2 separate regions of the Homo sapiens genome follow, and region 1 is linked to region 2. Evidence: read pairs that join two places in POLR2A ChIA-PET (ENCODE). Cell type or tissue: HCT116. All regions are shown on one strand. Each heading gives the region's core, and the rest is flanking DNA. Links, peaks and the distances in the headings are about the cores only.

Evidence for each region. Peaks named below come from ENCODE experiments on the same cell type or tissue, not always from the same donor. Only the 100,000 strongest peaks of a DNase experiment are listed, where the experiment ranks them.
Region 1: POLR2A ChIA-PET joins it to region 2 with 6 read pairs; 6 of 35 experiments call an interaction of 5 or more read pairs at or near these places.

What each region holds. Positions count from the first base shown.
Region 1 is chr11:73,916,440-73,921,813 of GRCh38, forward strand. It overlaps PAAF1 (proteasomal ATPase associated factor 1), which reads left to right. Exons shown (of 12, transcript NM_025155.3): 9 at 106-221; 10 at 2,511-2,593. It also overlaps the pseudogene ARPC3P4. Among named protein-coding and RNA genes, the nearest start is that of DNAJB13, 32 kb to the right of the region's middle. RefSeq lists a silencer at 4,073-4,285. In HCT116, for the core only: no CTCF peak of the experiment used is centred there; no DNase peak of the experiment used is centred there.
Region 2 is chr11:73,793,591-73,798,964 of GRCh38, forward strand. All of the region lies in intron 1 of MRPL48 (mitochondrial ribosomal protein L48), which reads left to right. Among named protein-coding and RNA genes, the nearest start is that of MRPL48, 8.4 kb to the left of the region's middle. RefSeq lists an enhancer at 3,532-4,051. In HCT116, for the core only: no CTCF peak of the experiment used is centred there; a DNase peak (open chromatin) is centred at 2,521.

The DNA.
Region 1 (5,374 bases), core at 86-5,085, 120 kb after region 2:
GAAAATATCTCAAAATATAGTGAAATTTTTCCTTTTTTGGTGCCTGTTTATTCTTGGAAACAAATTAATCTTTAAACAGCATTTTTGCCTCCTACTTGTTCCCAGGTGTTCCTCTTTATTGGCTCAGACGCTTTCAACTGCTGTACTTTTCTCTCTGGCTTCTTGCTATTGGCTGGGACTCAAGATGGAAACATTTATCAGCTGGATGTGAGGAGTCCAAGGTGAGTCACCATTCATTTACATGATGCAGGTCTTCTGCAGAGTGGAAATTTTTATTGGCTTTAACATTGATTTAGCCTAGCATATAGATAACTATTGAATCAAGGGTATATTTTTCCATTTACAAAGGTTTTCCAGTCTGAATTTTCTGATTTTTCTTATTATTCCTGGACTCATATTAAAATATATGATTCATACCATTATGATTGTCTGACTAATGATTGCTTTGAAAATTAAGCTTAAATATAAACTAACATTTCATTTAAATTGATTGTCTAGAACTTTTAATTTTAAAGAGCTCAGTAATTTTCTCTTACATTAGACCCTGGCTACCCTAAGATTGAAAGATTGAATTATTTTTATTTATTTATTTATTTTTTGAGATGGAGTCTCCCTCTGTCGCCCAGGCTGGAGTGCAGTGGTGCTATCTCGGCTTACTGCAACCTTTGCCTCCCGGGTTCAAGCAATTCTCCTGCCTCAGCCTCCTGAGTAGCTGGGATTACAGGTGCGCGCTACCACACCCAGCTAATTTTTGTATATTTAGTAGAGACAGGGTTTCATCATGTTGGTCAGGCTGATCTCGAATTCCTGACCTCGTGATCTGCCCGCCTCAGCCTCCGAAAGTGCTGGGATTACAGGCATGAGCCACTGTACCCAGCCCTGAATGATCATTTTTAGTTCAAGGAACCCAGCTCTGTTAGTTATGTAGTTTTGATCATGACCTTTCTAAACAGGCTTTTCTTTGGCCTTAAAGATATCCAAAGAGAATCACACAATCTCTCTGTTGCAGGATTTAACAATTTCTACAATTTTGTCCCTTCCTCCTTTGATTTCCTTCCTTTTTTCAACTGATATTTATTGAAAATAGCTTCTGTGGGCATCAGGCTTGGTTCAAGGCACTGAAAACCAGAAATAAAAGGTACAGGCTCTGGGCTGGGCGTGGTGGCTCACGCCTGTAACCCCAGCACTTTGGAAGGTCAAGGTGGGTGGATCACCTGAGGTCAGGAGTTCAAGACCAGCCTGGCCAACATGGCGAAACCCTGTCTCTACTAAAAATACAAAAATTAGCTGGGCATGGTGGCACGTACCTATAATCCCAGGTACTGGGGGGCTGAGGCAGGAGGATCGCTTGAACCTGGGAAGTGGAGGTTGCAGTGAGCTGAGATCGTGCCACTGGACTCCAGCCTGGGCAACAGAGCGAGACTCTATCTCAAAAAAAAAAAAAAAAAGATACAGACTCTGCCTTTGAGGCACCTGGAGTCTAATGGTAAAGATGGACAAGTAAAAGACTGTTGTGCAGTGTGATCACTTGTCTGACAGGGCTAGCTACAGAAATCTAAGGAAGCACCAAAAAGGAGAGGGAAGGAGGTGAGACTGCTTCTCCAAGGAAATGAGAAACATTGGGTCTTGTTGAGTAGGACGTTGCCAAGTAAAGAAGGAGGAAAAGAGCTGGCCTCGGTAGAATCCCATGTATAGAATCCCATATATGAAGGCATGTGAAGGGGATTGTTTTCAGGAGTCTATGACAGGTATGTTCCCTGCATATGAGGGCAGTGGTGAGAAGTGATACCAGCAGGAAAACAGGAGCTGCTCTGACCTTACCTGCCATTCTAAGTTTATTCCAAGAGTAGGGAATAAATTCCAGTAGATGGTGACTAGCTTATACCTTTTCTTCCATCATTTCAGTTACTTAATTTTTTTTTTTTTTTTTTTTTTTTTTTTTTTGCCTCCACAGAGATAGGGAATCTCTGATCACTATTATAAAGTCACACTTACATATATATTAAATTGATTCTCACTCAGCTTTCTCTTTCTTTTTTTTTTTTATTTTTTTTTGAGATGGAGTCTTGCTCTGTAGCCCAGGTTGGAGTGCAGTGGCGCGATCTCGGCTCACTGCAAGCTCCACCTCCCGGGTTCCCGCCATTCTCCTGCCTCAGCCTCTTTCTTTTTAGAGTCCTGACAATTTTAATATTTTACAACAAATCTTAATTCTTTTGTTAAGTGAAAAGTTTAACATACTGCTAATATTGTTATCTTCAACCCATGTCATACCTACCTTAAAAACTCAGGATTTGGGTGGTGACTTAGTTCATGTTTAGAGACATGGATGGTTTTTGAATTACCTTAATCTGCCAGTTAAGGTTCTTGCCAGGAAAGAAACCATAGAAATGTTTAATCTTTCTTCACATTTTATCCTGTTTGCTCTTATGTGGTTAGTACTATATGTTGAATATAGTCAAGTATTGCTTTTGAAGAAAGAAAGTAAAATTTCCCCTTTCTCTGAATCCTAGGGCTCCGGTACAAGTCATCCACAGATCAGGAGCACCAGTTCTATCCCTGCTAAGTGTCAGAGATGGATTCATTGCTAGCCAAGGTGGGTCCATGGGCCAATTGAGAGAGATGCTTCTCTGTAGTTCAGTTAATTAAACATAGTTTTAAGTGTCTGATCTATGGCTGGGTTGGGGCATGGTCCCCCATGATTCTTTGGCATATTGTACCTATCAATAGTGTTTATCACTCTACGTTGTGATTGTCTGTGTCCCCCTCCAGTTCAAACTCCTTGAGGGTGGTGACTGTGCCTTATTCATTGTGTTATTCCCAGAATTTAGCTCAATGCCCACCACTCTTCTGCCTTAAAGGAGCTCACAGTAAGGCAGACAGACGTGTGAACATTTGATTGCAGTCCAGTTTGATAAGGACTACATCAGAAGACTGCATGAGGAAATGAAGAATAGCTAATTCTAGAGGTAGGAGTGCTGTCAGCAAGGTCTTCGTGAACTACGTGACATGTAAACTGATAAAGATTTCACCCACTGGAGATGTAAAGAGGGACACTGAAAGCTGAAGCTATTGTATATGCAAAGTCATAGATGAGGCAAGCGGGGGCAAAAGAAGAAGAGCACTAGCATTTCCAGAGGGCCTGCTATGTAGTAGGTACTGTGTTTGATGCTTTACATACATATTCTAGGTAAAGCGAGTATCTTAATGTAGCCAGGACAAACTCTTTGGAATGGAGTTCAGGAATGGTGTTGGGGAAATGCCTGGAGCAAAGTGTACATTAAGGGACACTGGATCCTTGTAGGAATGATGTAGGTCAGGAGGACTGGACTATACAGCCTGGAGGGACTACCTACCTACCTTGAGCATTTCAGTATGTCAGTTAGGATGTTTTGGGCTGTTATTTACAGAACACCCAGCTGAATATGGTTTAAACAGTTAGGAAAGGATACTGCTTCACTTAACAAGAAGTCCAGAGTCCATTTCAGATTATATTAATTTAGTGATTTGAAAATAAAGTCAACCAAAGAGACTAAGGAAACTTGACAACTAAGTCAGTGGTATTCTGGATTGGATCCAGGATGTTAAGGAAAGACTGGTGAAAAAAAAAAAGCATGCTGTTTAGGTGGTAGTAGTGTACCAATATTGGCATCTTAGTTTTGACAAATGTAAGGTGATAACATTTGGGAAAACCTGAAACTGATTAAGGGCATATGGGAACCTTCTGTATTATCTTTAACTAACTTTTCTGTAAACCTAAAGTCACTCCAAAATATAATATTTTTTATATATTTTTTTAATTTAAAAAACAAGTAGGCTGGGCACAGTGGCTCATGCCTATAATCCCAGCATTTTGGGAGGCTGAGGCGGGAGGATCACTTGAGCCCAGGAGTTTGAGGTCAGCCTGGGCAACATAGGAGACCCTGTCTCTACAAAAAATAAAAATTAGCCAGGCATGGTGGTTCATTTCTGTGGTCCCAGCTACTCAGGAGGCTGAGGTGGGAGGATCACTTGAATCTAGGAGGTGAGGCTGCAGTGAGCCATGATTGTGCCACTGCATTTCACCCTGGGTGACAAAGCGAGACTCTGTCTCAAAAATAATTTTTTCAATTAAAAAAATATTAAAAAGATAGTGACTGGGCGTGGTGGCTCACACCTGTAATCCCAGCACTTTGGGAAGCTGAAGCGGGTGGATTCCTTGAGGTCAGGAATTTGAGACTACCCTGGCCAACATGGTGAAACGCTGTCTCTACTAAAAATACAGAAATTAGCTGGCATGGTGGCACACATCTATAGTCCCAACTACTCAGGAGGCTGAGGGAAGAGAATCACTTGAACCTGGGAGGTGGAGGATGCAGTAAGCTGAGAGCACGCCACTGCACTCCAGCCTGGGTGACAGAGTGAGACTCTGTCTCAAAAAAAAAAAAAAATTAAAAATTAAAAAATAAGGTTGGGTGTAGTGGCTCACGCCTGTAATCCCAGCACTTTGGGAGGCCAAGGCGGATAGATCACCTGAGGCCTTGATATTTCTCGCCTCCTCTGTCCTATCTACAGGCCATTTTACTGATTATTAACATCTCTGGCTGGGTGCAGTGGCTCACATCTGTTATCCCAGCACTTTGGGAGGTCAAGGCGGGTGGATCAGCTGAGGTCAGGAGTTTAAGACCAGCCTGGCCAACATAGCGAAACGCCATCTCTACTAAAAATACCAATATTAGCTAGGCATGGTGGTGTGCACCTGTAATCCCAGCTACTTGGGAGGCTGAGGCAGGAGAATCACTTGAACCTGGGAGGTGGAGGTTGCAGTGAGCCAAGATTGTACCACCGCACTCCAGCCTCAGCGACAGAGTGAGACTGCCTCGCAAAAAAAAAAAAAAATCTCTGTTGCAAGGTGATGTGTGGGTTATATGAGGAGTGTAGGTGGAGAAGAGCTGACTCATGGTTCTACTTTTTGTACTTTTTTTTTTTGGAATGTTAGAAATTTCTTTATTATTACTTATTCTTACTAAGCGCCAGCTTAATGCTGCAGAAAATTTCAAATCACTGTTGATAACCCACTTTCTTTTCTCCCACCCAAATTCTTGATCAAGAGTTTTTCAAGTAAAGACATGGTCTTCTCTCTTCTGTATAAAACTTTATGAAATAAAGGCAAAAGATTCGTATATCTTGCTGGAAAATGCTGCCCAGGGCTCTGGAGATGGTGGCTGCCCGTGCTCCTTTCACTGTCCAGGTCTTGAAAGACTCTAGCATGAACTGTCTCTTCACAAAACAAGTCCACCACTTGCAGCGTTTATCATTCTGAGGGTCGAAAACTTTCTCACAAAGTCTCAGCCCAGTCTCTTGCCTTAGATGTTGTAAATAGGCCCTCATCACTTCA
Region 2 (5,374 bases), core at 320-5,319:
GTAAAGGTCCTGAAATGAGAACACACTTGGAGTTCCAGAGGAACTCCTAGAGGAAGTTGGGAGGGAGAGAAGCACTGGGGTGTAGATTACGGGAGAGTATGCAGAGAAATAGTATGGGAGTGAGAATTGAGGTAAGGGATTGGATTTATATTTAGGCATGGTGGCTCATGCCTATAATTCCAACACTTTGAAAAGCTGCAGTGGGTGGATTGCTTGAGCTCAGGAGTTTGAGACCAGCCTGGGCAACATGGCGAAACCTTGTTTCGTGTTTTTTTTTTTTTTTTTTTCCCTTTTTCTGGAGAACAGGGTCTCGCTATATTGCCCAGGCAGGTCTCGAACTCCTGGGCTCAAGCTATCCTCCCACCTCTTGCCTCCCTGAGAGCTGGGATTACAGACGTGAGCCACCACGCCCGGCCTGAAACCTTGTTTTGACAAAAAATACAAAAATTAGCCAGGTGTGGTGGCATGTTCCTTTAGTCCCAGCTACTCGGGAGGCTGAGGTGGGAGGATCAGTTGAGCCCGGGAGGCCAAGGCTGCAGCGAGCTCTGTGATCACCCTACAGCACTCCAGCCTGGGTAACAGAGTGAGACCCTGTATCTATCTATCTATCTATCTATCTATCTATCTATCTATCTATCTAAACTATCTGTCTCTGAATAAATAAATAAAATTAAATAAATCAAGGCCGGGCATGGTGGCTCACGCCTGTACTCCCAGCACTTTGGGAGGCTGAGGCAGCGGGATCTCCTGAGGTTGGGAATTTGAGACCAGCCTGACCAACATGGAGAAACCTCATCTCTACTAAAAATACAAAATTAGCTGGGCGTGGTGGCGCATGTGTGTAATCCCAGCTACTCGGGAGGTTGAGGCAGGAGAATCACTTGAATGTGGGAGGAGGAAGTTGCAGTGAGCCGAGATCGTGTTATTGCACTCCAGCCTGGGCAACAAGAGTGAAACTCCATCTCTGGAAAAAAAAAAAAAATTTAAATCAGGTCAGACAAACAAACAAACATTTTAGATGGTGACCACAAGATTGTAAAATTGGGTTAAGTTGTTCAAGAGAATCTAGTTAGGGAATTGAGTTTAATGGAGCTCAGCTCTGGCTTAGAAGTATCATCCAGCACTTGTGTTATGAGGGCAAGTATTTACTTCTTTTCTTTTTTTTTTTTTTTGAGTTGGAGTCTTGCTCTGTTGCCCAGGCTGGAGTGCAGTGGCATGATCTCGGCTCACCACAACCTCCGCCTCCCGGGTTCAAGCGATTCTCCTGCCTCGACCTCCTGAGTAGCTGGGATAACAGGCATGCACCACCATGCCCAGCTAATTTTTTTTTTTTTTTTGGAGATGGAGTCTTGCTCCGTCGCCCAGGCTGGAGTGCAATAGTGTGACCTCAGCTCACTGAAACCTCCGCCTTCTGGGTTCAAGCAATTCTCCTGCCTCAGCCTCCCAAAGTAGCTGGGACTACAGGCACCCACCACCACACCCAGCTAATTTTTTTGTATTTTTTTAGTAGAGACGGGGTCTCACCGTGTTGCCCAGGCTGGTTTTGAACTCCTGAGCTCAGCCAGTCCGCCCGCCTCGGCTTTCCAAAGTGCTAGGATTACAGGTGTGAGCCACTGCACCTGGCCTCATGCCCGGCTAATTTTTGTATTTTTAGTAGAGACAGGGTTTCACCATGTTGGCTAGGCTGGTCTCGAACACCTGGCCTTAGGTGATCCACCTGCCTCCGCCTCCCAAAGTGCTGGGATTACAGGCGTGAGCCTGGACTTCATCTCTGATGAAGTCTGACTTCACCTGGACTTCATCTCTGAATTTTTTTTTTTTAAAGTATAACAGCAGGATCCAAGCAAGTCTGAGCAGTCATAAAAGTTTTCTTGTGACTCTTTTTTAATAATTAAAAAATATAATTCATTTATTATAATATTCACTCTTTTTTTTTTTGAGACCGAGTCTCTGTCACCCAGGCTGGAGTACAGTGGCGCGATCTCCGCTCACTGCAAGCCCCGCCTCCCGGGTTCACACCATTCTCTTGCCTCAGCCTCCCCAGTAGCTGGGACTGCAGGCACCCGCCACCACGCCCAGCTAATTTTTTTTTTTTTTAGTAGAGATGGGGTTTCACTGTGTTAGCCAGGATGGTCTCGATCTCCTGACCTCGTGATCCACCCGCCTCAGCCTCCCAAAGTGCTGGGATTACAGGCTTGAGCCACTGCACCCGGCTTATTCACTTTTAAAGTAGATAATTTAATGGTTTTTAGTATATTCACAAAGTTGTACAACTGTTACCACTATTTAATTCCTGAACATTTTTACCATCCCAAAAGGAAACTCCTTACCCATAAGTAGTCACTCCCCATACTGTCATCTCCCAGCCCTTAGCACCCACTAATCATCTTTCCGTCCTATGATTTGTCTATTCTAGTCATTTCATATAAATGAAATCGTGGGCCATCTGGATTGGCCGCTGCCATCACTCTGGCTGCAGCAGGGAGGCGTGGCCAGAGCCAGTCAGAGCCAGGGACAAGTGGGAGCCCTGCCCCTTCCGAGTTGGGGCGGTGCCCAAGTCATGGCTGTGGATCTAGGCCTCTTGCTCCACGGAGCAAGCAGGAGCTCCGCTCTTCCGAGTGCAGTTACGGCCGCCCAAACTGTGACTGCGGACCCAGGCATCTGTGTACTCTTGTGGGGCCCAGGAAGGCTGCCCCAGCCCTCGCAGGCTCAGAGGTGTCTGCTCCTGCTGCCTGGCTTCTCCCTGCTGTCGACACCAGCTCTGATCTTGGAGCAAAGCTGGGGCCAAGCCCAGGTACTGTCGCAGCCTGGCCAGGTGTACACACATTCGGGGCAGTGCTGACACGCCAGCCTCTTGCCTCCTTGGCCCCCTCTGGACTTTGGGCACCAACAGGCATAGGAGGGAAGCCAAAGCGGGGCTGAAGGCAGCTCAGCAGTGGCCTGCCCGTGCCCCTTGGCACCTACAGGGCACTATGAATGGCAGTGAGAGGCAGACAGCTTCCTGGGCAGAAGGGGGCAGGTTCCCATTGAGACCCCACCTTCAGGCCAGGGAGTGCCTGAAGTCTGGGGCTAGGCTGCCAGTCCCGTGGACAGGAGTGGGAACTTAACGGTACCTTTTCCAGGCCTGCCCATGGCCACCCATGGACAAATCAACATGTACTTCCTTCCCTCTGAGGCTCATAAAAACTTTGGGTCTGGGTGTAGTGGCTCATGCCTGTAATCCCAGCACTTTGGGAGGCTAAGGCAGGCAGATCACCTGAGGTCAGGAGTTTGAGACCAACCTGGCCAACATGGTGAGACCCCATCTGTACTAAAAATACAAAAAAATTAGCCGAGCGTGGTGGTGGGCGCCTGTAATCCCAGCTACTTAGGAGGTCGAGGCAGGAGAATCCCTTGAACCCAGGAGACAGAGGTTGCAGTGAGATCACGCCATTGCACTCCAGCCTGGGTGAAAAGAGTGAGACTGTCTCAAAAAAAAGCAAACAAACCAACCTTGGGCTCAGCCAGAGCTGAACAGACATCGGGACAACCGGCTGCAGAGAGGAGCTATCCACTCTAGAGACTTCTCTGCTGAGAGCTGGGAAGACATTCAGACGACCTGCCTGCAGAGAGGAGCTGCCCACTCCAAGGTCCTCCTCTGAGCTATTCTGCCACTCAATAAAGCTCTTCTTTGTCTTGCTCACCCTCCGCTTGTCTGCATACTCCATTTGTTCTGGTTGCAGGACAAGAACTTGGGACCTGTTTAATGGCAGGGCTAAAAGAGCTGCAACAGAAACAGGGCTGAGATGTGCCCCTTTTTCACCAGGTTGTGGGTGAAGAGAAGGAAAGAAGAGCTGCAGCCCTTCAGGGAGCCCAGACCTGGGAGCTCCCTGAGCCAGGGCTGTGACTCCCTCCTTGGAGCCCTGTGGTTGCTGGCATCTCCAAGCTTCTGAGCGCCACGTGTTCCCCAGTGCCAGCTGTGAAAGCTGCTTGTGGTGCACCTGGTCCGGCCTCGCAGAGAGCCAGTGCCTGTGCCAGCACCTGCAGCTGCCCGCCCTGCTGCAGCAGCCGGCATGTCTGACTGTGCACATTGGCCAGACCCCATGCTCACTCACATACCCCTCACTGGCCTATGCCTGACTTGCCCTTGGCAGGCGTGGGACCCAGGCTGGTAGTGTGAGCGGAGGACAGCCTGCCAAGACAAGTGGGTGAAACAAGCCCAGTGGACCAGAGCAAAATTCGGGCAAAGATGCCACCAGCCACAGACTTTTCCGGCCAGAAAAATGACACTCCAAAAATCCCGTAACAATATGTGAGGCCAGCTGACTTTCCAAGGACTGTACAGCTAGTAAAATGGAAGTGCTGATATTCAAACACAAATTTGTGTTTGGGTTTGGATATAAAACTTGTGCTCCTAACAGCCATAAGGACCCAATCCAAAGGCAGACTTTGATAATCAACATAAATATGTTTAGAAGGTTATGGCTAAAGGAAAGACTGGAAACAAAAACAATTTTTTTTTTCTTTTTTGAGACAGAGTCTCGCTCTGTCGCCCTGGAGGGCAGTGGCATAATCTCGGCTCACTGCAACCTCCACCTCCTGGGTTCAAGTGATTCTCCTGCCTCAGTCTCCCGAGTACCTGGGATTACAGGCGCCCACCACTGTGCCTGGCTAATTTTTGTATTTTTACAAAATACAAAATACAGCCTTTTACAAAATACAGCCTGTTGGCCAGGCTGGTTTCAAACTCCTGACCTCAGGTGATCTGCTCGCCTCAGCCTCCCAAAGTGCTGGGATTACACATGTGAGCCACCTCGCCCGGCCAACAAAAACAATTTTTAAAAGAACTTGAGAAAACCTGGAGGCAATGATTATTGCCTTCAAATACATGAAGGGTTTGACTTCTTGTATGAAAAACAAGAACTGAACTTACTTTGTATGATGTCAGAGTGGGGAACTAGGCACAAACCGTAGAAGTTACAGGGAGATGGGTTTGGGCTTTCTATGTGGGAGAACATTCAGATAGTTAGCAGTGTCTGAAAATGTTTCAGTTTTGACCAGGGAGGTATTTAAGTAACAGATGGATCATTATAGACAGAGAGGCTAGTATTGGTTGCGTACGTGGGAAAGGTAATGGTGAGGCTGGATGTGGTGGCTCACACCTGTAATCCCAGCACTTTGGGAGGCTGAGGTGGGCGGATCACGAGGTCAGGAGTTGGAGACCAGCCTGGCCAACATAGTGAAATCACGTCTCTACTAAAAATACAAAAAATTATCCGGGTTTGGTGACAGGCACCTGTAATCCCAGCTACTCAGGAAGCTGAGGCCGGAGAATCGCTTGAACCTGAGAGGCGGAGGTTGTAGTGAGCTGAGATCGCACCATTGCACTCTAGCC